Linked DNA regions of Homo sapiens: all the other regions are linked to region 2. The links are chromatin loops, found by intact Hi-C in ENCODE. Cell type or tissue: mammary epithelial cell. All regions are shown on one strand.

Region 1 (8,000 bases), 85 kb after region 2:
CCCGAGTAGCTGGGACTATAGGCGCCCACCACCACACCTGGCTAATTTTTTGTATTTTTAGTAGAGACGGGGTTTCTCCGTGTTAGCCAGGATGGTCTCAATCTCCTGACCTCATGATCTGCCCGCCTCGGCCTCCCAAAGTGCTGGGATTACAGGCGTGAGCTACCGCGCCCGGCCATATATATATATATATATATATATATATATATATATATATATATATATATATATTTAAACAGAGTCTTGCTGTGTCACCCAGGCTGGAGTGCAGTGGCACTCTCGCTCACTGCAACCTCCGCCTCCCAGGTTCAAGAGATTCTCTCCTGTCTCAGCCTCCCTAGTAGCTGGAACTACAGGCATGCAGGCATGCACCACCACCATGCCTGGCTACTTTTTGTATTTTTAGTGGAGACAGGGTTTCACCATGTTGGTCAGGCTGGTCTCGAACTGCTGACCTCAAATGATCCACCTGCCTCAGCCTCCCAAAGTGCTGGAATTATAGGCATGAGCCCCTGTGCCCAGCCAAATCTGGTTTCTTAGAAAGAAACATTTAATAGGGTCTTAGGAACAGAAGCCATGTCTACTTCTCCAGTGGCAGCAAGACCAGATGGGGGATCCCTGCACCATCACCCCCCAAGACCCTGGGCTTATATACCACAAGGGAGGGGTGGGTTAGAAGGGACATGTAGGTCAATTGAAGTAGATAACATCAAGGTTGCTTGATCTAAGGGCAGGATTTATGGTAAGTACCTGCTCTAAACAAGGAACAATAAACTGGAAATCTTAGAGGACTTCCCAGAACAGCGGTTAATCAGAAGCTAACATGGTGGATTAACTTCCAGGATGGAGCTGTTGTAGCCTCAACACCAGCTTACTTACAGACACAGGTAAAGGTCCTCAGATCCCCAAATGCCCATGAGGACAGAGCTCCACAAGTGATGCCAACCTCACAGAGCAAGGGCTCTGCCAGGCACAAGGTGCCATCTGCCAATAGGAGGGGTGAAGGGGTTTATTGCTCCTACTTCTAGCCCTGCAACCCCAAGTATTTTGGAGACTGGCTACATACCTGTCCACTTACCAGGTGCAAGGTGTGGTACAGAATAACCCTAGCACATTCCTAAGAGTTCATCCTGAAAATGGATAGGGTAAAGTCCTATTTCCCAGGGGCACCCATCGCTGCAAAGGGTTTTTGCCCCACCTGGAGGGGCTTGGTAGGATATCTCTTGCCAAATTACATTCCAAATTGCCTTCACGAGGCCAGGCCTTTTTTTTTTTTTTTTTTTTTTTTTGAGACAGAGTCTTGCTCTGTTGCCCAGGCTGGAGTGCAGCAGCGTGATCTCTTCTCACTGCAACCTCCACCTCCCGAATTCAAGTGATTCTCCTGCCTCAGCCACCTGAGTAGCTGGGATTACAGGCATGTGCCAGCATGCCCGGCTAATTTTTTGTATTTAGTAGAGATGCGGTTTCACCATGTTGGTCAGGCTGGTCTCGAATTCCTGATTTCAGGTGATCGACTGCCTTGGCCTCCCAAAGTGCTGGGATTACAGGTGTGAGCCACTGCGCCTGGCCTCATCACTCATTCTTATAGCCTTTGTGCCATTAAGCCTGGACCAGGAAGCAGGGGTAAATCTCTCTAAGGAAGAGGAAGGTGGTGACAGCATTAATGAAAGGCTTCATTTTTCTGCTTTAAGTTTCAAAGTAGACTTAAAATCTGATAGCAAGACAATAGTCTCAAATGCCAGACTTTGCAGAGAGAGAAAGGGTTTTCTTAAAACCCCCAAGGCTGGGGTTTTTACATATCAAAAAAATCGAAGCTCAGAGAAATTGAGTGATCATTGAGTGAATCATGGAAGAAAGAAAAATGCAGATATGACAAAAGGGAAGTTTCTACCCTACAGGAAGAAGGACAGCTACTTTGAGACTTGGAGAAGGAGTTAAGAAATGGGACAAGAAAAGGCAGGCCAGGGGCAGGTTGTGAGTGTGCTGGTTTTTCCCGCCCCACCCATCAGGATCAAAGCTCCAGGTGTAAGAGACGATAGAAACACTCAGATAGTTTTAAAGACTCCACGAACATAAGGGCTGGTGCTCCCACTTCCCTGGGTATAGCCTGAGGAGTCTTCAAATCTCTCAAGGGAGCCTTTGGATCAGGCTAACGCTGCATCCAACATGGTGCCCAAGTCACAGAGCAGAAATGGCTGAGGGAGGCACTTCAGTGGCCTGGGCCTGAGACAACTCACCTGACATAGAACGTATGGGCTTGCCTGGGCGCGGTGGCTCAAGTCTGTAATCCCAGCACTTTGGGAGGCCAAGTCGGGTGGATCACTTGAGGTCAGGAGTTCGAGACCGGCCTGGCCAACATGGTGAAGCCCCGTCTCTACTAAAAATACAAAAAGCACACCTGTAGTCCCAGCTACTTGGGAAGATGAGGCAGGAGGATCCCTTGAACCCAGGAGGCAGAAGTTGCAGTGAGCCGAGATCGAACCACTGCACTCCAGCCTGGGCGACAGAGGGAGAGGCTGTCAAGAAAAAAAAAAAAAAAAAAAAGTAAAATAACATTTGAACTTGCATGAGTTGTGGAGGGAGCCCAGGAGTTCCTGTGTGCCAACAGGGGTTGGGGGCCAAAAAGTATCTGAGGTACTAGCTGGTGATTTCACCAGAACATCACCATAAAGAAGGCAAAGTGACTCTATAACGAAGAGCTGCAGAAAGGACTCCTCAAACCAGCAATCAAATAGCTTTCCCATGCAGCCCTTGGGGATCAGGAGTCACAGTGAGAGCCAGATGAGGCTGAGGCAGCAAGGTAAAGCCTCTAACCTTGCAGGCAGCATGTGATTGTGCCACAAGGCCAAGACCTGAAGCTAAGTTAGCTTCCCCTGCATCCAGCTGCCATCTTGGAATAAAGCGGAGAAAGGAAAATCCTTGCATTGGTGGAGAGACCCAGACACTATGTAATTACTCAAAAAGAGATTATTTTAAACCAGAGGAGGCTGAGATACCATAACAGTAAGATCAAAAATTTTCTTGCATGCAGCGGAAATGGGGTTTCAAGAGCTGGTTGGGATCTTATTGATGGTTGTGTTTTGCATATCTGAGCAAATTCTACCCTGACCACAGGATACTCATGACTTCCATAACTACATACTTATTTTTTTTCAATTATGATGGTAATATATATGATTTCATTGTAGAAAACTTGGGGGGAAATACTATAAAGAAGAAAATAAAAATAATTCTGTAATTTCACCAGCCATAGATAACCACTGTAAACATCTTGGTTTATTTTTTTCCCATCTTTTTTCTATGTATATGTGCATGTGTATGTGTATCACTGTGATTGTATGTGCATCTTACTTGTTCACAAGATTCTTTAATTTTTTTTTTTTTTTGAGATGGAGTCTCATACCTTTTTCTCAGGCTGGAGTGCAGTTGTGCAATCTTGGCTCACTGCAGCCCCGACTTCCCAGGCTCAAGTGATCCTCCTGCCTCAGCCTCCTGAGCAGCTCGGACTACAGGCGTGCGCCACCATGCCTGGCTAATTGTTTTTGTATTTTTAGTACAGATAGGGTTTCACCATGTTGGCCAGGCTGGTCTTGAACTCCTGACCTCAGGCGATCCTCCCACCTCGGCCTCCCAAAGTGCTGGGATTACAGGCGTGAACCACCGTACCCAGCCTTTGGATCTGCTTTTACTGATGCGTGAGTGTGTGGCCTCATCACCACTCCCAGCAGCTGGCACCTGTAACTCTTCTTTGTAGATCCAGTCTTGGGCTGCTGGAGGGGGCATTGCCTGAGAATTTACACTCCTCTGGGGCAGCCCTTCACCAATGACTGGTAGAATGTAGGAATGTAAGCCTTGTCCAGGTGCACGGGGTGGGAGGCAGGGGGATTCTGAGGGCTATTTATACTTGGGGTTCCCTGTGGGGCAGGCTAAAGCTATTCTCCCTGGGACTCAGCCTGAGATGACGCCCTAGCTTGGCTTTTCTGAGAGCACATCCTTCATAAATCACTTGCACACAAAACTCATCTCAATGTCTGCTTCTGGGAACCCGACCTAAGACAGCCAGTGATACATTTTTAAATGTTAAGATAAATATGAAGAAAATAAGAGGCTCTGTGGATATATTTAGGAATTTAAAGTTGGGTTTTACAGCTTAAGTAAACAAACAAAAAACAGAATCATGTATCTTGACATATCAGTCTGGAGTCAGAACCTTTTTTTTTTTTTTTTGAGGCAGAGTCTCACTCTGTCCCCCAGGCTGCCCAAAGTGCTGGGATTACAGGCATGAGCCACTGTGCCTGACCTGGAGTCAGAACTTTAACAGCAGAAAAACAGGAGTGGTACTCCTTTAAATCACGGACGGTCATTCTGTGTTTTTTGGGGAGACTGATGCTAGGTCCCAGTGGTCTCCTGCAGGGGCTGGAACCACCCCAGAGAAAGGAGAGCAGGCTTCTGTCCCTTCTTGCTGCACTTGCAAATAACACAGGTCAGCCCAGGGCCAGAACCTTGGGGCAGCTCCACCGAAGGAGCTGTCCTGTTGCCCCTGATCCTTCCGTCCCAAGTCCCAAGCCCAATCCTCACACCAAGGCAAGGTGGGGAGGAGGCAGAGGTTGTGGGGGTGTGGGTGGGTGGGGGTCCTTATGTCCCACAGTACGGGAGCTGGACCAGGAAGATGGAATTTGCTACCCTGAGTGACCATAGAGAGGGTTTCTAGAACCTCAACTTTGCAGGCAGGTTTAGAAAGTACGCTTGTCCTCCCACTGCTAACAGCTGGGGAAGTGCGTGTGTGTGTGCTGCTCCAACAGCTCAGAAGTCCTGGGAGCTTTTAAAAACTTCCCAATCCAAGTTCTGCCTACTGGGCTCCAGCCTTCCTCAGAAAGACACTTCTGAAGGCCGACTGCTCGGTTCTTCGAAGTAGCTCAGCCAGACCTGACGACACCACTGGCCTGCGGGTAGATTCTCTGCAGGGCCAGCCTGCACCTCCCAGCAAGGGCACCACCTGGTGGCGGGCACTCTGTGGGATGGGCTCTCTCTCTCTCTCTCTGTTGGGGGGGGTGTGTGTGTGTGCACGCGTGTGTGTGTTTAGGTGGAGGGTAAAGTGGATGGGGAGGGGATTTACCCTCTGCAGCCTCAGGCTTCCCTGGCAAGCCACCGCCTTGGACATGACATTTGCTGGCTTGGCTGGGGCCCTGTGGCCAGATGTCAGAATTTAAGTTCTGCGCTTAGGGCTTGTGCAACCTTAGACATTAAACGTCTCTAAGCCTGTTTCTTATCAGTAAAAGGAAGATCAAAGTACCTAGCTCTTTGGGTTCTTTGTTAAAAATAAGATTATGCTTTGGATTCCTCAGAAATAGATCCTGAGAGATTCAGACATAAGTAGTTTATTTGAGAAGTGACTCCAGGAAAAACCACTTGGGGAGGGCGATGTGAGCCAGGAGTGGGGAAGAAGATGGCAAGAGTGACTTATCCAGCAAGTGTTTTGCCACTGAGGGCACCTGCACACCATCCCTCTCAGTAGGACCTTGCCTGAGGGGCAAGGGAGCTGGGGTATTTATCCACAGATTCCCATCATTCACTGTGGGAGGACCACTCCTGGGGTGCCTTAATGCCTCAGCTCTCTCATTATTTGACACGTGGGCACGGTGGGCACCAGCAACCAGAGAGGATCCTCAGATAGATTCGGAAATGATGGCATTCGGAAGTTGGGACAACATGTATGGAAATGGTTAGTGGGGAGGGGGGATGGCTGGGGCACCACCAAAGTCTTCTATATGCATGATTAAAAATTCTCAGAACATAGTAACATTTCAATAAACAATAGCTATTTATAATAGTACACATCCGTGGTCCCCGGCAAAGTGTGACACAGCTGATAACCTAGAGGTAGGTCCAGATAGGCTGTGTGCCATGGGAGCGCTAGGCACCAACAGCCCTACAGCAGGTGTTTAGTGTCCCCTCTTGTATATATAGGGGAACTGAGGCTCATGGAGCATGAGAGCCTTGTTGAGGGTCATGAGGCCGATCGTGCCAATGTTGGTCTCCTGCGAGCTGTGCTGCTGCTCCCACCAGTCCAGGACTGTAAAGAGTTTTCATCCTGTGTCTGTGTTAAAATGTGCTCTCTCTGAGCCCCACCATGACAGCGCAGAAATTTGTTTCCATCTGTAAAATGTCAAGGCTGAATCTTTTATGTTCTGCCCTGGGTCTGTGCCCGATAATGAACTCCATCCAAGCCCTGTGGCTGCCTCCAGCCCACGAGACTCTTTGGAACAAAACGAATAATTCTCAGTGGCAGGAGAGAGTGAGGGAATGGTTTCATCACTCTTTTCCTGCACGACTCAGACCTGAGAGAAAAGAAGAGGGAATTGGCAGAAATAGAAGGCGGCAGGGACGCTCTCTCACTTGTTCCCTGCAGTCATGCCTGTATGGAATTTGGGAGTTTGCTGGACCAGGGGGGCTGCTTTGGGTACACTGGGAGCAGAAACCTGGGGTTCCATCACCTGCCTCATGGCGGGGCATCGAGTCTGCTCTCAGCTCTCTTTCCTGAACACCATTGCCACATCTGTCTGTGCTGGTGACGAAAGAGAGAGAAGCCTCAACTGTCTCCTTTGTACTGCACTAGGCCATTCCGCAACTCAAGCAGGAGAAAAACCCAGGAGTGGGGTGGCGTAGGCGGGGCCACCACAAGGAGCCCGTGCATCAGGGGGCGCAGGCTGTTTCTGGATCATTCCACTGGGAAGGGGACAAAACCCATCTTTTATGACCCATGTTCAGTTCTCAGTTGGAGTCAGGTAAGCCTTTCCCTTATTCTTATTATTTTAAAAATGTTTTCTAAAATTGTGGTATGACATACATAATATGCAATTCTTTTATGTTTGTTTGTTTATCTATTTATTTATTTATTTTGAGATGGAGTTTCGCTCTTGTTGCCCAGGCTGGAGTGCAATGGTGCGATCTTGACTCACCGCAACCTCCACCTTCCGGTTTCAAGCAATTCTCCTGTCTCAGCCTCCCAAGTAATTGGGATTACAGGCATGTAATCCCACCACGCCTGGCTATTAAATTAATATTTAACCCTTTTAAAGGATATGATTTGGTGGCATTAATTACATCCACAATATTGTGAAACCACCACCACTCTCTGGTTTCAAAACTTTTTTATCATCCCAAACAGAACCAACTAGGCTATAAGATAGTCCTGGGTGAGCCAGGTCTCCAGTTGGGACATGTGTTTCTAAAGGAGTGTGGAGAGGAAGTAAACTCTTAGGTATGTTTTCCTTTAAAATCATGACAACAGTACCTATGGGAGAGGTACTGTTATTATTCCCATTTTACAGAAAAGGAAACTGAGGCCTAGAAAGCAGCTGGCCAGTGCCAGGGCTAGTATTTGAAATAGACTAGTCTGGCCTCACTGGGCACCACCTCCACCCCACCTGGCTGGTCCCACTTCTCACTCCATTCTGCTGGAATCATTCCATGAGCTAAAATGTCTAACGATGTTGGGCCTTTGACTTCCCTCTGAAGGGAATTGGTAGGCTGAGCTGAATCTGCAGGGTTTCGGCCATCTCATCTGGCAAATTAAGTGTGACATGGGGGTTCCGGAATGAAGTGGATGTGAATTGTAAAGAACACGGGCTTATTTGAGCCTAGAATCGGGCCAGTCATGGATCTGCATTGAAAAGGGACTTGGGGAGCTGTATGAGTGGGGCTGGGCCATTCCTGGAGTGGCGAGGCCTTCCTGGAGGACCCCACATCTGTTTGCTGCTTCAGCACAGGAGAGAGACTCTTTGAGGGGATGCAAACCTGGAGAGTCCCCTCCCCACACTGAAGGATCAGAAACCATGGAGGGTCCTTGCCCCAGTGCAGCGGCAGAGCCTGTGGCCCCAGCCCTACGCGGTGCTGGGACTCTCCATTTCAGTGGGGTGGTCAGAGGGGAGGCAGAAGGCCCCGAGAAACCTTTCCTTCAACATCCCCAGGGCCCCAGAGTGAACCAGACTCTAGGTGGT
Region 2 (8,000 bases):
TGATGTCCGTGAGCTCCTACAGGAGGCAGCAGGAACTTGCCCGTATTTTTTAGTGGTAGCCCCACGACCAAGGCAGTGCCTGATCCCCACGAGGAGACAAAACGTTTTAAGCCCCAAAACAACTCCATATAAAACTATTAGTCCCTGTGTGCTTGTCTTCACCGCATTTAATTTCTCATAGACATACTACCATTCCCATATTTTACTTTCGGCTAATAAATCCTGGCAAGAACAAGGGACTATGCATCTTTTAATTAATAGCTTGAGAGAGAATATATTCTCAGGGGCAGAAGTTTTATTTGCTCAAATGCTTGGTCTTCAAGCAGTGTGGCCATTTAGAATCTTCTGAGGCTGAGGAGTTCCTCAAGATGTCAGATTAAAAATGAATCCAGATCTATGTTCAGAAACCCAGTTGCCAGGTTTATATCTGAGCTGTATATTACAACTCTTGTGTTCTTTTTCTGTAATCATGAAAACGTCTAACTGTGTTATTTGTAAAAAAAATTCTTGGAGCCCTCAGTCTCTCCAAGTTGGGCTAATTCACCAGCAAGTGAAGCTGAGTCCAATCTGAGGCTACAGCCCATCTAGCTATGTTACCAATTTCTTTCTTATTCCCATTTCCCCTTCTGTCAGCTTTTTTATCCTTTATTTAAAAATTCCTGCCCCTATGATCATTATTTTAAATCAGTGCTAGACGCTAAGCAGAGCTGCATTGCCTAAGGCTAGAGATGGGGAGAGGGAATGGAGTACCAGGGGGCAAAGCAGACCGTGCAGGGTGAGGGGACTGTTTTGTATCTTGACGATAGCAGTGATTACACCTTGTATACAAATGCCAAAATTCATCAAACTGTACACTTAAAATTGATGATGTTTATTTTATGTAAGCTATACCTTAATAAAAAGAAAAAGTGTTCAAAAGATCATGTTTTCACACAAAGTAGGCATGTAATAAATTAATAAAAGAATAATCATTACCACAGTTAAAATATGGTTTAATAATATTTTGGGGGAAGCCTAGGTATATGTAATATTTTAAATCTCTTTAACTTAGATTCAGAGAAGACCAAAGCTGATCTCACCAAAATCTCTCCACTCAGTTCTTCTCTGTTGTTTGGCCAGGTTAGTACCCAAAATAATTCTGGGTATATGGCAAGGTATTCTTTTATAATGACAGTCAAAGAAAAATGTATAATCTGTATTTTTTTTTTTTTTTTTGAGACGGAATCTCACTCTGTTGCCCAGGCTGGAGTGCGGTGGCGCAACCTCGGCTCACTGCAACCTCCGCCTCCTGGGCTCAAGCTATTCTCCTGCCTCAGCCTCCCGAGTAGCTGGGACTAAAGGCATGTGCCACCACGCTCAGCTAATTTTTGTATTTTTAGTAGAGCTGGGGTTTCACCATGTTGGCCAAGCTGGTCTTGAACTCCTGACCTCAGGTGATCCACCCACCTCAGCCTCCCAAAGTGCTGGGATTACAGGCGTGAGCCATTGTGCCCAGCCAGAAAAATGTATAATCTCTTTTAGAAATTTTTTTTTGAGACAGAGTTTCCCTCTGTTGCCCAGGCCGGAGTGCAATGGCGTGATCTTGGCAACCTCTGCCTTTGGGACTCAAGTGATTCTCGTGCCTCAGTCTCCCGAGTAGCTGGGACTACAGGTGTGCCACCACGCCTGGCTAATTTTTGTATTTTGTAGTAAAGAGGGGGTTTCACCATGTTGGCTGGGCTGGTCTTGAACTCCTGGCCTCAAGTGATTTGCCCACCTCGGCCTCCCAAAGTGCTGGGATTACAGGTGTGAGCCACTGCACCTGGCCTAGAAATTCATTTTTTAAAGAATTTTGGAAATGATGTATTCATTCGACAAACATTTTCTGGGTTCATAATCTATTCTAGGGACACACTTGGTGCAAATGACTTAATGATAAAAACAGCCAGAGTCCCTGCCCTTAGGGAATTAATAGCCTAGACTAAGGGCCTACAAATGGTCTGTGATAAAGTTCTAAGCCCTAGTAGGTATAACAAGGGCTCTGGGAATCTGTACTGGTCTATGCTGAGACGTAGGGATTTTTTTTTTTTTGGTCCATGGTGAGAAGTAGGGATTCGCTTTTACTTTTTTTTCCATATGGAGAGCCCATTGTTCCAACTCTAAGCGTTGAATATACCAGTCCTTCCTTCATGAATTACTAATGCTACTTCTGTTGTTTCTATTTTTTATTTATGGTCTTTCACACAAACTCATTTTGCAATCAAGGAAGATGAAACCTTACGAGGGTTAAATGACTCACTCCTGGTAGATGTTTAACGTCTTAATATGTTTCTTTGCCCTGGCTGAGATGATCAACCCAGCACGTTCTACTGTCCAGCTGTAGTTTGTAACTATTCTTTGGTATACCAGACCAGAGAATTTGGGCTTGAGTAATCCCCCACCTGGTGTCCAGCTCATAGTTCAGAGGAAACAACTAAGCTAAAGACACATGATAGGCAAAGCTGAATTTAGCTACCTTTCCAACAGGAGGAGATGACTTATATTATAGGCTCTTTTCTAGGGTCACAGCCAAGGACACATCACTCACATGGCTGTCATTTTTAATGATCCCCCTCATCCTAACTGATAAATAAGTTAGCTAGAAGGGGTGAACAGGAGCAAGAAGATAATGATTCAACACCTTGTACATACTTGAAATGTGGACTCTCTCCTGACCCCCACCAATTCTGCCACTCTGGAGGCATTTATTTCGCTGCAATAAAAACAGTGGTAAAATCCCCACTGCTTAAGTAGAGTAACTTGTCAGCTCATTTGATCACAAATGCTTGGATCACATCTCTTTCTTTTGCCTCCCCAGGAATTTGGTATTTCATTGGTCTAATATTTCAGAAAATCATTACCCAGGTTCAGAGAAACTTAGAAATGCTCCAGATTCTGGTGTGACTTTGAGGCTTTATGGGCTGAAAGGCATCCAAGCTTTCACTAGAGCAGTGCATGGGCTCCTGGGCTTAGGGCATTTGGAAAAGCTTACAAGGCACAGGCTTGGGCTCCTGAGTCACACACAGCTCTTTTCTTCAGCTCTCCTGCCTCCTGACCTCTCCTTATTAGGACACCTTTGTGAGCATCTGCCTCACCAGCTCCTTCCTGGGCAGGCAGGGTTGGGGGAAGAATTTCCATTTGTTTTAATCATCATTCATGATTCACCATTCATTAATCACCATATCACACATCCCTGTTATTTCTTCTCCCTGCCATCCTATTTCTTTGCAATTCTCGATTCTAGTAAGGGAAACTAATGTAGGGGAGGGAATTCCAGGTGATAAACACCGGAAGTCATTTTTCTCCCAGATCTGTCAAATACAGTTTAAAAGACTGGCAAAATAACTGGCAACCCGTCTAAAATTTGTAGACGAATTGGAACAAGTTGCCTCAATTCTGGGTGTGGTTGCCTGTGGGACTCGGCTCTCATTCACCTTCTCTGTCCAAGGAAGATGGACTGAGCAGCTCCCAGCCAGGGCTGGGCTCAGCCTAGGCACCAGGAGATACATATTAAGATGCATGGTGCCCTGGAGGAGTGCCCAGGATGCCAAGGGAGGCAGACTCAGAAACCAAGAAGTTTGTGGCTGCTCAGTCACGGCTTGCATGTGAGTCAGGTTCCACTTATGGCCAAAATAGCCCTGTCCTCTCTTAGGAAGAGGTCACATTGCAGACCAACATTCCATTCTCAACAAGTCCAGCAGCTGGTGTTTCCTCCATCCATGGAGCAGATCCCTGCTTTTCAGACTGAGCATCAGATAAGTCGTGATATGCTTTTAGGGGCCAGGTTTGCAAAATACGTTTCATTAAATTGTGGATGTGCACACCATGGGAGCCCCAGGATGTCCAGCAGATTGGCAAGTTTATACCCTACCTCATATCCACCCCAAGGGGACACACACACCATTGCAATGATTTCTCCCAACCTTTATTCCCTGCAGGGAGCGAGTGTTGAATTCACACACATTGAATGAACATTTGCCTGTCTGTTCATTAGACCCAAATAGTAATTTTAGGACACCAGGGAACTTCAAGGTACTCTGAAGACATTGAGGGTCTGCTATCAACCATCTGGGGGTGGTGGTCAAGGAGGGCTTCACAGAAGGCGTATGACTTAAGATGGGTCTAAAAGAATGGATATGAGTGTGCCAACCAGGAACTGTGAGATGACTGTCAGGAAGGACAGATGGAAGGAATAGCAGGTGCAAAGATGCCAAGATATGAAAATCATGGCTTCCTTGGAGCCACTCTGGGGAGTTTGATTTGGCCAGAGTTTTGTTTGGGTGGGTAGAGGAGGCTGGAGAAGTGGGAAAGGGCTTGGTTGTTGGCCACGGAGTTTGGGCTTCACCCACTGGGACCAGCACACCTTAGCAGCTTGGTGTGGTGGTGAAGAGTACAGATTCTAGAATCAAACTGTCTAGGGTCAATTCCCGGCACTACCACTCACCCAGATGTGCTTCCTTGGGCAAATTCCTTAGCTTCTTGGTGCCTCACTTTCCTCATCTGCAAACAGGATAATAATGAAATTCCTGTAAGGCCTAAATGAGTTAATACCTACAAAGTGCTTAGAATGGTGCCAGGTAGTCAATCAATATTGGCTGTTAGTATTGTTGATATTATCAATGATAGCATATTACAACTACTACTAGCAGCGATGGGGCACCATTGAAGGGTGCTAAGCAGACAACTATAGCAGCAGTTTGGCTCTGAGTCTAAAGCCTACAGTCCTGGCTGGCTGGGTGGGGACTACGTAAGGCAGGCAAAGCACTGAAGAGGCAAACCTTAAGGAGGCACTCACTGTCAGGGCAGTGCCACTTAAGGAAGCAAGTATGAGTGCCTCCTTAAATTCTGCACACCTTATCTGCCTCACCTAGCCATGGCCCTGGCCCTGATCATTGGCTATTAATAGGCCCTTCTACATGTTGACTCATGTGACTCCAGCACCCTCACTGAGACCAGAGAAGTGACCTCCCTTCTCCAAGTTTGCTGAACTCAGGAGGCAGCTGGGACATTCTGGTTCAACCCTGGCACCTCTGCAGTCTCCACCCACCCAGGGTACCACAATGAGCTGCCCTCATAGAAGCTGCCAAGGCTGGTCAAGTTACCTAGCAGAAGAGGAGCAACTGCTGCCATTCTTTGTCTCTCTCTCTTTCTTTCTTTCTTTCTTTCTTTCTTTCTTTCTTTCTTTCTTTCTTTCTTTCTTTCTTTCTTTCCTTCTTTCTCTCTCTCTCTCTTTCTTTCTTTCCTTCCTTCCTTCTTTCTTTCCTTCCTTTCTTCCTTCCTTCCTTCTTCTCTCTCTCTCTCTCTGTTTCTTTTTTTTGTCTACCCTGGAGGTGACAGAAACTGCCATTCTTATTAAGTGAATGCAGTTGTTGGCTGATTCCAGGAAGTGGGGAGTCACCTCCAACAGAATTCATTCTAACAGTGCCTGCTGTGGGAGGGGTGGGGGTGCCAGATAGTCACATCGCCAAACTTGGAGTCTTCCTAGTCCAGTGGACCTGAGGCAGTGAGGCCTAAAGGCATAGAGAGACAACTGGTTTAGACACTCAAAATCCACGTGTCATTGACTTGGCCGGGTCCATTTACAGACTGGTAAATTGAGGTGTAAGTCTTGCCAACAACAGGAAGACCACTGATCTGCCTACCTGGAAATAGTTCATTTCCACCTTCACATAAGAAAGAACTAGAACATGAATTGCCATTTCAAGGGCTAATCATTCTCTCTTGGATGGGAGAAAAACCTTTGGAATCTAGACACCAGGCCTGTCTAAATAGTAACAACAACAAACATTTAATGATTCCTTAATATTAGGCAGCCCCGTGCATATGTTTATAAATATTTATAAATCCCCACAACCACTCCATAAAGTAGGTTCTAATATTAAACCCCATTGTACAGATGAAGAAACTGAGGCTTGGGTAGGTTAAGTAATGTACCCAGGCATATATGATTAATAAGAGGTAGAGACAAGTTTTGTGTCCCAGCTCTGACACCGGTGCCCGGGGCATGATAAATGACTATTCATCAGAGCTAGCCCCGCCCGAAGAACTCCACACACAACCAGGAACTTTCTGATGATGGTGCGTTGTTCTTACCAACAAAGTCAATCAAGGTAGAATGAAGTATTTCCAAGCTGCTGGCTTTCTAGGATATCAAAAGGAAAACATATTTGTTTTAAATGGTCCAACAAGCACACTGTATTACTGCAAATCCTCCTTCATGTCAAAGTAATTTGAAAGTATAGTTGGAATTTAAGCTTAAGATTTAAATTCCACAGAATTTGAAATGTTTGGGGCGTGGTTGTTCTTTTGTATTGTTCTTTTTTGGCAGTGCCAGGTGTAAGGTTCTAAGAAAGGGAACTGGCATGGTTCCACTGCTGATGGCTCCACAGCTTCATGAGGTCTGCCCGGGGGGTGTGGGCATGGGAAGTTAATGTGGCTGAGTTAGTGGCAAAAGAAAAGCAGCCATGATTCTAGAACAAAGCACTGGGAATGAAAGGCCAGTGCCAAGTTTTAGCAGAAAAGCATGCTATAGAAGCCCTGGCCTGCAGGACTCACTTCTCTAGACAGCTGTCAATGAGACTCATGGGAAAATCCGATGCAAGTTTGAGTCAATTTCAACCAGGCTTCTGCTTTGGCTTCACAGGAAATGCTTCTTCCTAAAAGAGACCTCCACCTGTCCTTCTGGGTATCTGAGCTGTAAAGCCTTTCATCCACTGGTTTGGAAGTCAAGTAGGACCTGCCAGGACCTGCCAATTCCCATTCCCCACCCCACTCCTTCCACCTTATTCCCATGGCTGGTTTCAGGAAAGAGCCTGTCAAGACAGCAGGGCAAATCTCTCATTCTCCCTCTGAGAAGTAAAGGGATGTGAAATGATGGCTGCTTACCAGACTCCCCTAGAAAGAAGCTGGGGCAAGGTACAGCCGTCAGGCCAAGCTGAGGAAATGCTTTCAGGCTACTGTTGCAGGTCTGGAGAAAGGGATGGGTGGCAGGGCAGGTGACCATCCCATTCCCCAACCCCAACGGCAGGTGCACCTCCCAACTGAAGATACTGTGCCACAGGTGGCTACAAGAACTTGCCTGCCATTCTGCCATTATAGGCTCTCCAAAGGAAAGGACCACATTAAACACTGCAGTGATCAGTTAACACCCAGGAAGGATTGGACATAGACCCTAGTTATCAAGAAAGGACCTGGGGAGTGATCAAGCACAACCTCCCACCTGCAGTGGGCCTGAGACACAGGACTGCACTGGGAAGTCAGGGCAGGGAAGAAGGCCCGAGGGAGTAGGACAAGGGCATGCACAGTGCAGGTGGGAAGTGCAGAGACAACTTGCTGCAAAATGTTGATGAAGGCCGACTCTGGCCACATCTCTCAAGATCATTTTGCCATGAGTTACTGTCATGCCAGGTGCTGGCATACAAAGATGAACAAGGCCGGGCTCCAACTTCCAGAATTATATCCAGTGACCTCAGGGCTCAAGAGACATCAGGGTCCCACCCCCTCAGTGAGAGAGACACAAAGTTCCCATTAAAATAGTCTACTATTTCCACAGCTCTTAGATTAATTACAGAAGAGAGTAAAATTAAGTTCCAATAGCAACGTTGAAAAGAACCATGTGCACGCTTAGTCAATCCAACTTGTTGGAACAGTTTATCAACACGGGACTGTTTTATACATTCATTCACTCCCTACTCTTAATTCTCAAGGTCCTTAAGAAAGAAAATGATATGTGATGATGCAAGTTGTTTCTTTTATTTATTTTACTTTTTTGAGACAGAGTCTTGCTCTTGTTGCCCAGGCTGGAGTGCAATGGCACAATCTCAGCTCACCACAACCTCTGCCTTCCAGGTTCAAGTGATTCTCCTGCCTCAGCCTCCCGAGTAGCTGGGATTACAGGTGCCCGCCACCATGCCTGGCTAATCTGTGTACTTTCAGTAGAACGGGGTTTCACCATATTGGCCAGACTGGTCTGGAACTCCTGA
Region 3 (8,000 bases), 75 kb after region 2:
CAGGTTGGTCTCGAACTCCTGATCTCAAGAGATCCACCCGTTTTGGCCTCCCAAAGTGCTGGGATCACAGGTGTGAGCCATCACACCCGGCCTTCTTATCAGATTTTCAAAGGGATCTGTGACCCCTGAGAAGTAGAACAATTCCTTTGGAACATGTTGTGTCATTTAACTTTAAAACTTCAGGGTTTCTCTTTCTATGATACAGTTGCAAGGTTGAGCTGTCTCTTAAACCTATCAGCAATTATGATAGTTACCTTTGGGTTCACAAAAGGAATAAAAAGAGAAAGGAAAAATATAGAGACAGAGAATCCCTAAGCTGCTTTCTCCAACTGGGCAAGAGCTGGAAGAATGGAGGAAGGAGTAAGCTAAATGGTTATATCAGTTAGGATATTTTCAGATACAAGCAACAGAAATACCAACTGACAGTGGACCAACCAATATAAATACCCAAGCCGGGGTGTCTCCAACATTGATAGTTTGGCAGCTCAACGACAGGACCAAATACCTGGGTTCTTTCCTTGTTTTTGCTCTTTTATCATTAGGTTGGCTCTCCTTAGTCCCAGGATGGCCACCACAGTTCTAGCATCATCAGCAGACCCAACCATGTCTAGTGATAAAAGGGGGAGGTATGTCTCTTTTACCAGTAAAAAATGATTCCCAGGCTTGGCCCAGTGGCTCATGCCTATAATCCCAGCACTTTGGGAGGCCAAGATGGATTGTTTGAGACTAGGAGTTTGAGGCCAGTCTGAGCAACATGATGAGACCCCATCTCTATTAAAAAGCCAAACCAAAACAAAAATGGTTCCCAAAACTCCCCATAAACATTCACTCATATTTCATTGGCCAAAATTGTATGATATGTTCCTGCCTAACCCAATCACAGGTGAGGGTAATGGTGCCACCAACATTGGCTTACACTAATTAGCACCCACTCTTTGGGAGATGAAGTTGGGCTCATCCCCTACAAATCATGTAACTGCCATGGAGGAAGGTAGGTACAGAACAAAGCTGGGATCTTGTTGGACAAGCGGTTGGGTAGCAGCCATATGTCTGGGAGCTAATTGATCCATGAGTAGTGGAGACAGAAGAAAGGAGGAATGGGCTGAAGGAGGGCACCCATTGCCTGGCAGGAGAGGAAAGAGATGGTGGGTCAGACATCTCTATGGCAAGAGTGAGGTACTGCTGTTAGTCAAGGACATTTTGGTGATTTTCTGAAAAGCCTCAGGGTGGGTAGGAGTTGGGGAAAGTATTTTCACGGTGGCCATGTTAAGTAGAAGCTCTTTTGAATATGGTGCTTCTCACCTTGGGCGATTCTCTGGTGAGATGTCATTTGCAGTCTGTGATAATAGTGGCTTCTGCTTCAAAATTTCCATTCCATCTTCTTCTGCACTGACTTTCACTAACACTGAACGTCTCTTTCCTTTTTGCAGACTCTTTAAAGCCATAGCTTTTCTTTTCATTTCTTTCCCATGTCTTTAATTTTCATGAGGTCTCAACAAATAATTTCCTCATCTTTAGTGTCCTGTCTAGAAACTCCAAGTAGGTACACAGCTGCAGATTTCAGCTCAGATTCTGTTCTGCATGGCTACAAAAATGTTCCATACCACAGTAGCTGTCCTTTCAGATTCCCAGTGACCTGATAGATATACCCATCTATTAATGGATCCCACTAATCATGTAGACCAGGACTCTGGGATAACCAGCTCTTAGCTGATTTCAGGTCTATGGCATAAAGCCTGCAGAGCATAATTTAAATGCATTTTTAAAGCAAACTGGTTTGCAGAGAACCCCGTGTTGTGATGTGTTTCCATAATGGCACCAGTGTCTGCTCAAGTCTGTAATGAAACATGCAATAATGCTCCCACAAAATCCACCAGGAAAGATTCCCATAAGTGGAAGAGTTTTATTGCCAGCAGGTTTTATATCTTAATTCTCTCACCCCCATTTCTCTGAAATACAATTTAAATAGTCCTTTAAAAAATTTTTGACTCCTCAGAAGTCAAATGTACTCTGTGGAGATGAGGCTGTTGGTTGAGATGATTCCAGTTAGGAAGTATTTTTGGTGGGTTGCACAAGGGCCCTGATGTATAAAAATCCCCCCCATCCCAACCCAGCTTCTCTTTGTATGCATGGGATCTTTTTAAAAATATTTTTTGAGATGCAGTTTCAGTCTTTTTGCCCAGGCTGGAGTGCAGTGGCCTGATCTCAGCTCACTGCAACCTCTGCCTCCTGGGTTCAAGTAATTCTCCTGCCTCAGCCTCCTGAGTAGCTGGCACTACAGGCATGTGCCACCACACTCAGCTAATTTTTGTATTTTTAGTAGAGACAGGGTTTCAGCATGTTGGCCAGACTGGTCTTTAACTCCTGACCTCAAGTGATCCTCCCTCCCCGACTTCCCAAAGTGCTGGGATTACAGGCGTGAGCCACCGCTCCCGGCCTGCATGGGATCTTTTGATCTACAGTGAGGGGAAGAGGGATCAGTTTTAATTGGAGGATGGGCTGGAGGAGACAGAAGGACCACCAGAGGGATGCTATGGCATCTCTTCTTTGAACCATAATAGAGAAAGGAAAAGGGTTAGAGAATGAAGCTGCTCAGATGAGATTTTTGGAGACCCTGGGCCCAAGCACATCTGCTTTAGGGTCCTGGGAGCACCATGGGGCACTGGTTGTGGGCAGGACTGGTCACCTTGCCTCAGCGCCAGAACCAGATGGCATGGTAGTGAGAAAGCTCCACCAAATGACCTTGTGGGCAATGTCCTGGCCAGGAGGAGGGGTGGCTGGGGCAGGAAGTGATGCACAGGTGGGACAGAAACTGCAGTGGATCAGCAGGCCTGAGAGGACACCCCATGTGACTCCTAGAAGTAGCAGGTTGAACCACAGGGTTGCTGATAGCCAGTGGTCAAGATGATGGGGCTTGGGTCTTTACCATGTGGTTATAAGGAAGGAGGGCATCATTTTGAGGCCATAGGCTGGTGAAAGTGCTATTGATTTAATCCAAAATGCTTTGGCATAGAAAATCCAGAAAAGACAAGCAAAATGTTTCTTTCTTCAAATGATTTACAATGACTCCACTTTGTTATCTTGCCTAATATAGACTTGGCCAGAACTTCTGTTTAGCTAGCTAGTGCCGCAGAACAAATCACCTCACAATTTAGTGCCTTACAGTTTCGTAATCTCTCAGGATTTCTGTAGATAAGGAGTTTGGGAAAGGCTTGTTGGGGTGGTTCTGGTTCCAGTCATTTGTGTGGTTACTCTTGGACAGTGGCTGGAGCTTGGAGAGCCAGGGTTGAAGCAGCAGGTGGCCGGCTGGGCACCTCTGCTTCTTTATATGGCTTCAGGGCCTCTGTGGCCTCTCCATGTGGACTGGTTTAGGCCTCCTCACAGACTGATGGCCTCAGGACAGTTAAAATGCTTACACAGGGCTCAAAACTTCAGGAGTGAGGATCACAGGGAATAAGGTGGAATATGGGTCCCTTTTACAGCTGAGCCTCTGAAGTCACACAGCATCACTTCAATGGCATGCTGTTAATTGAAACAATCACAAAGAGGATGGGTGTGGTGGCTGACGCCTGTAGTCCCAGCACTTTGGGAGACTGAGGTGGGCAGATTGCTTGAGCTCAGGAGTTCAAGACCGGCCTGGGCAACATGGCAAAACTCTGTCTCTACAAAATATACAAAAATTAGCTGTGCGTGGCGGTGTGTGCCTGTAGTCCTAGCTATACAGGAGGCTGAGGTGGGAGGATTGCTTGAATTTGGGGAGGTCAAGGCTGCAGTGAAGCCGTGATTGTGCCACTGCACTCCAGCCTGAGTGACAGAGTGAGACCCTGTCTTAAAAAACAAACACACAAACAAACAAACCAGTCACAAAAGCCCACCCCACATCAAGGGGAGGGGAATTGAACTCCACCTCTTGATGGAGAAATGATAAGGTAATAGAAAAGCATGGGGTTGGGGAGAGGTGGGAGATATTGCATCCATCTTTAAAAAATACAACTGCAACCATCTTTTCCATGCAGAGTGAAATCATCCTCGCAAGCCTTCCTCCAAGGCTAGCTCCTTTCAAGATAGCCTTCCTCTGTGACTGGGTTTTTTCCTGCCCAGCATTCAGCCACCTTTTCTACCTGTTTTAATCTCCACTCTTCCCACAGCCCAACCCCTCAACTGTATTTGTCATCTCCTTGTGATTCCCACTTATTATGCAGACCAAAAACTCTCCAGCTCTCCTGCTGGGTGATCCTTTCCTAAAAAGGCACTGAACTAACAGTTCTTATGAATGAAGGAAGTGCAGAAACCCATCGGAACACGATGACTAAGATGCAGGGCAGCTCTGGGACAGTCGCTGATTGAAACATCCCTGAGTTCTCTGAGCATCAAACATGCCTGTGAGATCCTTGATTACACTGCAGGTAAGCAGACAGGAGGACAGATGTTGTGTAAGGTTGGGGAACGCAAGGAAGATGAATGGACTTCAACACAAGGAAAGGCTCTCAGGGAATACTTTCCAAGCCCGCAGGAATGTAAGGACACTCCCACATCGCTGGTAAGTGAGTCATCACCAATCACCATCCAGTTAAGAATCATTGTATGTAACAGGCTTAGAATCAAAGCCTTATTATTATTATTATTTTAATCAACAGAAAAGAGAACCTATTTAGAAGTCTGGAGAATGATCTAAAAGGACAGGCTAAGATGAGAACACTTGGAGGCAGGACAGTAGAAAGACAGGGACACTCCTGTGTGACTGTTGGGAAGAGCAAACTCATAGGGAAGCAAGGAGGCACTTGCCAGCTGGGACCTGCTGGTGTCATCATCTAGTTCCCCTGAACTCACAAGATATTTGCCACCCTTCAGGGGACTTCGTCACCATGTGCCGCTCTTCTCCCTGGGGCAATTATCCTTTTTAATTATGTGGCAGTGATATAACTGTGCCCCATATTTGTCAGGCACATTGGTTTGTTTGCAATAATTCTAGCTAGAGGAGGTCAGACTCAGACCCAGGTGAGAATTCTGGCTCTGTTACTGTCCAGCCTGGTGACTTAACCTTTCTGGAGCTCTGTTTGCTCATGGAAACTGTAAAATGGGGATTATTACACCCTACCTTTGTGTCACAATAATAAAATGGGATACAGTGAGTAAAATGTTTAGAATAGCCTCAGACCCCATTGATGCTTAATCAAGTGTGTTCTTTTTCTGTTCTCTCTTAATTATTCAGCACCATTAGTGAGCATCTTTTTTTCCTTTTGTAACCAGCCTCAAACTTGTTTATTTTTCCAGGTGTACATTGTCACTAGAAGCCAGGCATTTAAAATAAAACATGGTTATAATAAAGGTTGGTCATAATAAAGTGTTGGTCATACTACACAGTAATTATTACTCTAGGAGGTTCAGCAAAGGAACACCCCTTTTCCACAGCTTCCTCTTCATGTATAGGCCTTCCAAACCAATTTTTCTGTAAGAGGTCCTTTTTCTGGCAAGTTGAAAGCCACCAACTCCTTCAAAGATCAGATGTAGGCAATGAGATGCTACCAAGTAGGGCAATACAGCCCACCTCACATCCTGGCTCTGGTCCTTGGGTCCAGGATCCTAGATTTCCCAATGGGTCACCTGTTGCCACCACAGGTCTAGAAAGGGGATGTTTGGAAGTTTTATTTTGGAGTTTGAGTCCATGAGGCACGTAGAAGCCTTGAAGGCAGGCTGCAAATGTCCCCATTCAAGCCCAATCCCTTATAAGCACAAACCACAGATCACCTATTCCTTCTCCCTGGAATAAAACCCCTCAGGCCAGGCGCAGTGGCTCACGCCTGTAATCCCAGCACTTTGGAAGGCCAAGGCGGGTGGATCACCTGAGGTCTGGAGTTCAAGACTAGCCTGGCCAACATGGTGAAACCTCGTCTCTACTAATAATACAAAAATTAGCTGGGCGTGGTGGCAGGTGCCTGTAATCCCAGCCGCTCAGGAGGCTGAGGCAGGAGAATCACTTGAATCTTGGAGGCAGAGGTTGCAGTGAGCCAAGATAACGCCATTGCACTCTAGCCTGGGTGAAAAGAGCGAAACTCCGTCTCAAATAAACAAACAAACAAACAAACAAAACCCATACCCTCCATCTGTATCCACCTGAGAGCTCTCATACAGCTGCTTAAGACCCAATTCCTAAGTATCTCTCTTCTTCTGCAGGCCTTCTCTCTCAAGCAGATGCACTCTTATCCTTTGAGGCTGCAGATGCCAGGGACATGCTTCCATTGCAGCATCATCAAGATGGCTTGGGATCAAGATGACTTGGGCGCACTATCCTCCCTACCAGGCCCTGAGCAACACCATCATTTCTCATTCCTAATTCCCAGGAGAGCATGGCACAGAGAGGTGCTCAGTGAGTATTTGTTGACCTGAGTCAGACCAACGAAAGGAAAGACTTTTCAGACTTTGCAACCCTGATATTCCATGATGAATTAAAAAAGAAAAACAACCGAGGCAGTAAACTTTATTTTCAGGGTCCAAGTAAGTCTAAAATATATGTTTTAGGGCTGAAATGTTCACATTACAACTTGGATGTACATAAACATTTTGCTTACAATTTTTTCTCTAAGTGATTCTTGCTTTAAAACTTCATTTCTTTCTACCTAAAATCATCTTTAAAATTCAGTCTCTGCAATAGGCAACTATTTCTTAAATATAACTCAAAAGGCATTAAACATCAGGGGAAATTTTGATAAATTGGGCTACACTAAATTTAAGAACTTCCAACCATCAGAAGGTAAGACTATGAAAACGATGTCACAGACTTGAGAGGGCATTTGTTGATAAGTACATCTCACAGAGGATTCACAGGACATAAAGAACCCCTCCATGCCAATAGGCAATGTCAACAGCTCAGTACGGAAATGGGCAAATGACCTGAACTGGCAGTTCACAACAGAGAATGCAGTCACGCACCACTTAATGACAGGGGTATGATCTGAGAAATGGGTTGGATGATTCTGTCATTGTATAAATATCATACAGTGTACTTATACAAACCTAGATGGTATAGCTTACTATACACCTAGGCTATATGGTGTAGTCTTATTGCTCTGAAGCTACAAACATGCTCAGCATGTTACTGTACTGAATACTGTAGACAGCTGTAACACAGTAAATATTTGTGTGTCAAAACACACCTAAACATAGAAAAGGTATAGTAAAAATATGGTATTGTAAACATATAATATAATATAATTGTTGTATGTGCAGTCTGTCATTGACCAAAACATCATTATGTGGTGCATGACTGTATTTAAGTGGCTAATAGGGATATGAAACGCAGTTCAATCTAAAACCACAATGGATTACCACTACACACCTACTGGAATGCTAAAATTAAAAGGCTGGCCATCCTAAGTGTTGGAGAGGACATGGAACAACAGTAACTCCCTATCTACTCAATCAGAACACATAGAGACTCTATGACATAGACACACACTCCTGGGTATGTAGTAAACACAAATGAATGTGTGTGCTTACCAAAGATAATGTGCAAGAAGGGTGGGCACTGTGGCTCCCGCCTGTAGTCTCAATACTTTGGGAGGCTGAGGCAGGAGGATCATTTGAGGCCAGAAATTCAAGACCAGCCTGGGCAACACAGGGAGACCCCATCTCTACAAAAATTTTTTTAGGTTAACCAGGTGTGGTGGCACATATCTGTAGTCCCAGCTACTCAGGCGGCGGAGGTTGGAGGATTGCTTGAGCCTAGGAGTTTGAGACCAGCCTAGGCAACATAGTGAAAACCCATCTCTATAAAAAACACAAAATTTAGCCAGGCATGGTGGCATGTGCCTGTAGTCCCAGCTACTTGGGAAGCTGAGGTATGAGGATCATGCGAGCCTGGGAGGTCAAGGCAGTGGTGAGCCATGATGGTGCCTCTGCACTCCAGCCTTGGTGATAGAGTGAGACCCTGTCTCAATAATAATAATAATAATATACAAGAATGTGCATAGTAACCCTACTTGTAATTACCAAAACCTGGA

The links. Hi-C counts contacts between places; a loop is a spot of excess contacts. Peaks named below come from ENCODE experiments on the same cell type or tissue, not always from the same donor. Only the 100,000 strongest peaks of a DNase experiment are listed, where the experiment ranks them.
Region 1: a loop joins it to region 2, with 4 times the contacts of the local background. A loop is called at or near these places in 11 of 110 quality-filtered maps.
Region 3: a loop joins it to region 2, with 5 times the contacts of the local background. A loop is called at or near these places in 10 of 110 quality-filtered maps.

Annotation. Positions count from the first base shown.
Region 1 is chr3:45,205,742-45,213,741 of GRCh38, forward strand. LOC101928636 (a long non-coding RNA gene) reads left to right here. Exons shown (of 4, transcript XR_001740675.2): 3 at 6,617-6,785. Among named protein-coding and RNA genes, the nearest start is that of TMEM158, 17 kb to the right of the region's middle. In mammary epithelial cell, a CTCF peak has its summit at 4,998 (motif pointing left); DNase peaks (open chromatin) are centred at 1,950 and 4,940; H3K27ac peaks cover 481 bases.
Region 2 is chr3:45,120,947-45,128,946 of GRCh38, forward strand. The region is part of intron 1 of CDCP1 (CUB domain containing protein 1); the gene reads right to left. Among named protein-coding and RNA genes, the nearest start is that of CDCP1, 21 kb to the right of the region's middle. RefSeq lists enhancers at 3,031-3,532, 3,533-4,032 and a silencer at 7,350-7,594. In mammary epithelial cell, a CTCF peak has its summit at 4,840; DNase peaks (open chromatin) are centred at 2,315, 3,135, 3,595, 4,905 and 1 weaker place; H3K27ac peaks cover 6,893 bases.
Region 3 is chr3:45,195,658-45,203,657 of GRCh38, forward strand. LOC101928636 (a long non-coding RNA gene) reads left to right here and starts at 6,172. Exons shown (of 4, transcript XR_001740675.2): 1 at 6,172-6,367. RefSeq lists enhancers at 3,790-4,989, 3,980-4,745, 4,746-5,513. In mammary epithelial cell, no CTCF peak of the experiment used is centred here; a DNase peak (open chromatin) is centred at 4,384; H3K27ac peaks cover 2,978 bases.